Linked DNA regions of Mus musculus: region 2 is linked to region 1. The links are chromatin loops, found by intact Hi-C in ENCODE. Cell type or tissue: left cerebral cortex. All regions are shown on one strand. Each heading gives the region's core, and the rest is flanking DNA. Links, peaks and the distances in the headings are about the cores only.

The links. A loop is a pair of places that touch in the nucleus more often than their neighbours do. Peaks named below come from ENCODE experiments on the same cell type or tissue, not always from the same donor. Only the 100,000 strongest peaks of a DNase experiment are listed, where the experiment ranks them.
Region 2: it touches region 1 in a loop (2.8-fold over the local background); 8 of 42 quality-filtered maps call a loop at or near these places.

Annotation. Positions count from the first base shown.
Region 1 is chr14:32,608,283-32,611,191 of GRCm38, forward strand. Prrxl1 (paired related homeobox protein-like 1) reads left to right here. Exons shown (of 7, transcript NM_001347590.1): 6 at 59-171. Among named protein-coding and RNA genes, the nearest start is that of Prrxl1, 10 kb to the left of the region's middle. In left cerebral cortex, for the core only: a CTCF peak has its summit at 1,386 (motif pointing right); a DNase peak (open chromatin) is centred at 1,369.
Region 2 is chr14:33,189,557-33,192,465 of GRCm38, forward strand. It overlaps a transcript of Wdfy4 not described here. Among named protein-coding and RNA genes, the nearest start is that of Wdfy4, 5.9 kb to the left of the region's middle. In left cerebral cortex, for the core only: no CTCF peak of the experiment used is centred there; a DNase peak (open chromatin) is centred at 1,388.

The sequences.
Region 1 (2,909 bases), core at 117-2,616:
GTCTGGGGTAGCTCTGTAGACAGGCTGAACCTCAATGGAACATTTTTGTTTTTGACAGCCTGGGACGCACAGTGGGCCCTACCGGGCCTTTCTTCCCCTCCTGCTTGCCAGGGACCCTCCTGAACACAGCCACGTATGCCCAGGCCCTGTCCCATGTGGCATCTCTGAAAGGTAAGGTTGGCCGGGGCAGAGGTGGGGTTGGTAGAGAGGGTGGAGACTGTCTGGCCTCCCTGTTGTCTCTGCTGAGCAAACTTCTGCTCCTACCAGTCACAGCAGGATCACAGGCACCACCCACTTGCTGTCCTGTTAGATTTCAAACAGCCCGAGTGCAGGTGGATGTTACTCAGTTTCATCTTAAACCAACCCAGAGCTTTTCTTAGAGGCAGCCCTTTCAGAGGCAACCACTCCACAGCTTGCAGCCACCCTCATCACAGTTCAAGGTGCTCACGGGGGAGCTCTGGGTGGTGGTGGTGGTGGTGGTGGTGGTGGTGGTGGTGGCTGTCTCTGCTTTCAACCGGCTCCTATGTGCATTTTGCTTATTTGTGCTCCTCAAGGATTCCTGGGGCTAGAGGTCTGAACCCATAGGGCGTATGATGGCTTGTCAGTGGCTAGGATTATGGAAGGTAGGAAATCTGCTGTAGGTGTTTGGTCAAGCCTAGAACAAAGACCTTTGCAGGGCTGATCCCTGGGGATTTCTGAGGGCACTGTCCCCAGAGGTAAAGGCACATCTGGTGTCTTTGGATTCCAGGCTACAAAACAAAACAAGACAGAACAAACACCACTAGAGATGTTTAGTAAGTCTGGCAGCTGTGTTGGCCAAGAACAAGGGAAAGCTCCCGAGTGGATGTGGGAGGCTGCTAGAGGTCTGAGGGAGGGGGAGTGGGTGGGACAGGGGCTCTTCCCTGGGAAAAGGCAGTAGTGAGGCCTCCTGGGCTATAGAATGCTCATTCCCTGCTATGCTCTTGTGGTCTCAGATGTCACTGGCTCCCAAGGGGTTCCTCTAAAGCAGCTGTGTTGGAGTAAATGTACACACACACTCATGTACACACACACACATGTACACACACACAAACACACACACATACACACACACACACACTCACACACACACTGAGGAACCTCCAGCCATATGCACAGGACACAATTACAAGCAGAGATTCCCTAATTCAAAGCTCTGACGTCCAAATCTATGTAGTGCTGTGAGCTGTACATATCTGTGTAGCCACAGTGAGCTCTGTCAGCTGCAGTGAGTGATGTCAGCTTCAGTGAGCTCTGTCAGCCCCAGTGACCTTTGTCAACCACAGTGAGCTCTGTCAGCTGCAGTGATCTCTGTCAGCTGCAGTGATCTCTGTCAGCTGCAGTGATCTCTGTCAGCTGCAGGGGGCGCTGTCAGCTGCACTGTGGGCCAGTTCAGCAGCGAATAGTTACCTACTTCTAGTAAACATGTTTCCCTCAGTGCACTCCAGCACATTTTTGCACATTTTTCCTTTCTTGTAATTTTTGGGGTGTCTCTCTCTTTGGTCAATAGGGCACTGGACCTTTGCCTGTAGTGAGGAGGGTGTAGTGGGCAAAAAGCTAAACTTCAGGAAAGGAAGGGTAGAAGGGTCCACAAGCAGCAGATGCGCAGAGGGTCAGAGCTAGGGTTGTGCTATCCATGTCTTAGGGGGCATCCACCTTGGTGATGTCCTAAGTCAAGGGCAGGGCTGGGAGCGGGCTGCTGCTGAGTTGGACCAGCTTCACATACTCATTGTCTCCTTCCCTGCTTTCCCCTTCCCTGTCTCCCTTCTGTCCCTTCATTAATCCCCCCGCAGCTGGGCTGTGCACCCCCAGAGATGGTCGAGTGCACGTTGGGAACTGAATTCCTCTGATACTACATTGCTTTGGGGGATCTGGGATGGTGAAAACCCTGCAGAGTGGCAGAGTGGCAAGAGTCACTGTGTGCTCACTAGACACAGGCCCATCTCTGTGCTTTGCAGGGGCCTGCCCGGCAGCCTCCCGTGTCCTTGGGTACATACGCTCCTCCTGGCAGGGCAGGGTTAGGAATGGAGAAAGGGTGGAAAAACAAGACCTGTTGGGACCCATAGCATGCTGGGATGCTTCTAGAGCAACGGTTCTCTACCTTAATATAGTTCCTCATGTTGTGACTCCCAGCCATAAAATTATTTTTGTTACTACCTCATAAGTATAATTTTGTTACTGCTATGAATCATAATGTAAATATGATCCTGGAGATACAGGTTTGTCAAAAGGGATGATGGCCCACAGGTTGAGAACCAGTGTTCTAAGACAGGCAAACGTGAGAAAACGGAACTGTGTACTCTGCCTCCCCAGGCACGAGCTAGCTCTTGACTTCTTTTCTGAAAGCATGGGGCCCTTTTGCTTTGCCATTTTCTGCTTCGAGACAGGCATGGGTAAAAGGCAGAATTGTCCATCACCAGAGACAGTGATGATGCTGAGGAACCCTCAGATTTGGAATGGGCAGAGGTGGGGGTGGGGTAAGAAAGGTTAGAAGGCTTTGCCCGAAAAGGGCCAGTGGCCTATCAAGCCAGCTCATGGTGGCAAGTGGGAGAGGGGACAGTTTTGCTAGAATTTCTGAATTTTCTAGAGAAGTCGGAAATGTGTTTTTCTTTGGGATATTCCTGTCTTACCTCTGAGCAACTATAAAGAAGCACAGAGACCGAGATTTATAAGCCAGGGGCGTTTGCTTCTTAAAGCTCTGTGAGCCCGAGAGTCAAGATGGCAGCAGCCTGGGCCTCTACTGAGCACTCAGCTCTGGACTGCATGCATTCACAGCAGAAAGAGCAAGTGAGCAAGTTCTCAGGCCTCCTTCAGAAGGGCCACCCATTCCCCTCAGGAGGCCTCTGCTCGTGTCCCTGTCCCTCCCCCAGAGGCTTGTCAGCTTGTGGGTG
Region 2 (2,909 bases), core at 144-2,643, 580 kb after region 1:
ACGTGCTTTTTTGCAGAGGGACCCAACGGCCACGGTCAGGAGGCTGGGGTTAACTGCAACGGACCCTGTGGGGTCAGCAACCCTCCTGGGGGTAGCACATTTTGGGTGGTGGAGCAGAAAGAACGAGATTGTTTCTGTTCTTGGATGTGTGAGTTTGACTGAGGTTGAATGCCTCTCTCAGATGGAATCTCCCTGGAGACTGTGAAGATAGATGAAATGGGCTATCTCCTGCCCCAGGAACATCTGTTGCAAGGATAGAGGTCATGCCTGGATCTCTGCTTGGCACAACCCTCTGCCCCGGGGTTTCTGTTCGGAACGGAAGCTGCAGCACTGCACCTGTGGCCGACTCCACAGCCCCCTCTTGCCAGCAACATGGCTCCCCATCGCGCCTACCCCCAAAGATCTTGCCAGAGATGCTCAGCAGCATCAGCTCCTACCGGATGTACTGCACCTGTGCTGAAGAGGGTGACAGGAAGCCTGGAGCTGGAGAGACGGAAGCTGACGCACGGCACGCACGCACCAGCTTCCGGGATAGGGATCCGTACTCCGACCAAGGCCTGCACATTTAACTGCACTGCGGCTGTTTCTTCCTCTGAGATGGGAAAACCCGTCACGGAGTCACACAGATTCTGTTTCCATGAAATTAAGTACTGTAAACTAGCAGGTGTCTTGGACCCCTTGTCACAAGGGACCTACTGTGGGCACAGCAGAGACTTTGTCTAGAGTGCATTTCCGGCGGCTTCGCCAGCCTTGTTTCAGGCCCTCTCACTAAATGTCAGGAAAAGAAATAGGGCTGGTCAGGTCCCTCACCTGAGTGGAGGAACTGTGGGACAGGACCAGGTGTTTCCTGCTGGCTATATTTTCTTTTGTTTTGCATTATAATTATTAATGTGTATTAATTGTATGTATCAATGGGTTAAGCAGGTGACAGTTCCAGCCACACACAATCCTCCTTTTGATGGTCTCCACCTTGCCTAAAGCTCTGCTATAATCTCCTTTCCCTTTCCCATCCACCCCTTAGCCCCTTACTCTTTCCTGCTGGGTCCTCTGTTTCTCTCTCTCTCTCTCTCTCTCTCTCTCTCTCTCTCTCTCTCTCTCTCCCTCTCTCTTTCTCCCTCTCTCTTTCTCTTTCTTTTTCCTTTGGTATGTTTCTAGCTTTCACAGATGAGAGGAAATATTTGAGGCCTATCTTTGCATATCCAACCTGCCTCTTTTGTCATGATAGTATCTACTTCTATGGGCTTTCTACTTAGAAGGAGTGTGGCGTGGGAGGCACAGTATACTAGCCAATACTAGTTTAACTTCCTCAAACCCTTCACTGCAGAGAACAGGAAACTGCCCAGTTGAAGCCACTAAACTGCAGGACTCTGAGCATCTATCTCACACCTCTAAATCTGGAGTAGCAGAGATTAAAAATAAGGACAGACCATGTGGCCTAAGGTGGTGTTCTGCACCCTATGTATAGATCTGTAATGTTGACAGGCATCTGGTGTAACCAATCCCACCCCCTCCTGGCTGTCATGGGCAGGTGGAGGGCCAAGGGAGGGTCATTCCGAATGATGGTGCATGCGGTGTAAAGCAAAGGACCCTGTAGACAGGATGAGTGCAGAGCAGACAGGATCCAGGAGGGAAGGAAAAGCTGTTCTTTAAATACTAATCGTGGCTTGATGGGGTTTCTTTGTGAAATTATTCCTACATGTGGCAAAGAAAAGTCCGTTTGTAAGAACCTGAGAAATGACTTTGCCTTTCGCCTGGGACCATCTCCCACTTGGACAAACGGTCGCTGGCCATGTGCTGGTTGCAGTGAGAGCCGTAACTAATTCTCCTCCAGGGTTAATTCGTGTTAGGCATCACCTTTGAACATAAAAATCAAGGAAACTGGCCTGGCATGTAGCTCAGTGAAAGCACACTTCTTCCTAAGTACGTGGCCATAGGCCAGGCATAGCCCTGGGAAGGAGGGGGAGGAGACAGAAGAGAGTCGGGGGCAGGGGAGACAAATGAACATGAAAATCATCAGGCCTGCACGGTCTTCTTTCTTTCGCTGGCTTCTGTGTGATTTGTAATATTGCATTTCACTTTACTAAAACTGGCTTTAAGACTTGTTGGTTATATTTTATATGTCCATTCAGTAAGTTTATTCATGAATGTATGCACTTGTGTTCACCTCTGTGGGTATCCAGTTTAGGCAATATTTGTTCTACAGAGAGCAAGGACTTCAGCATAGCTACCCCTAACCCCTCTTCTCGCTGAAGTCTCATTTTGCTTGTTGTGTTTATATCACCATGGTTAAAATTATTTATGTGAACTAAAACTCTCTTACCTGTTCTGCATGTTGGTCTTTGTGTGTGTGTGTGTGTGTGTGTGTGTGTGTGTGTGTGTGTGTATTGTGAGTATGTATGTCTGTGACCATGTTTGTGCAGTACTTCAAGAGGCCAGAAGAGGGCATCATATACGCTGAACCTGGAGTTACAAACATTTGTGAGCTGCAACATGGGTGCTGGGAATTGAACTGTGGATTCTCTGGAAGAACAGCAAGTGCTCTTAAAGGTGAGCCATCTCTCTAGTTCATCTCCATGGAATTTAATTCTGTATAATTGATCCAATTTCTGTGCCGTAATAGTTTAAATTATAGGAACTTGTAATTAAATAGTATAGATTAAAACAAAGGTAATATGAACTGATTATTTTATTACACATTTCTGTGACCTAAATCGGTTAGGTTCACCCATTGGACACAAGCCACAGAGATGACTGCCGAGCATCTTCCTGGCTCTGCATGCAGAGATGCCCACTGGTAGATTAAAATTGGCCATGGAGGAAGAATGTATACCATAAGAATTGGGGAAAAGCTACAAACAAAAGCTTGGCTTGTTATTTAGGTCACTAGACTTTTTAAATGTATGGAAAAT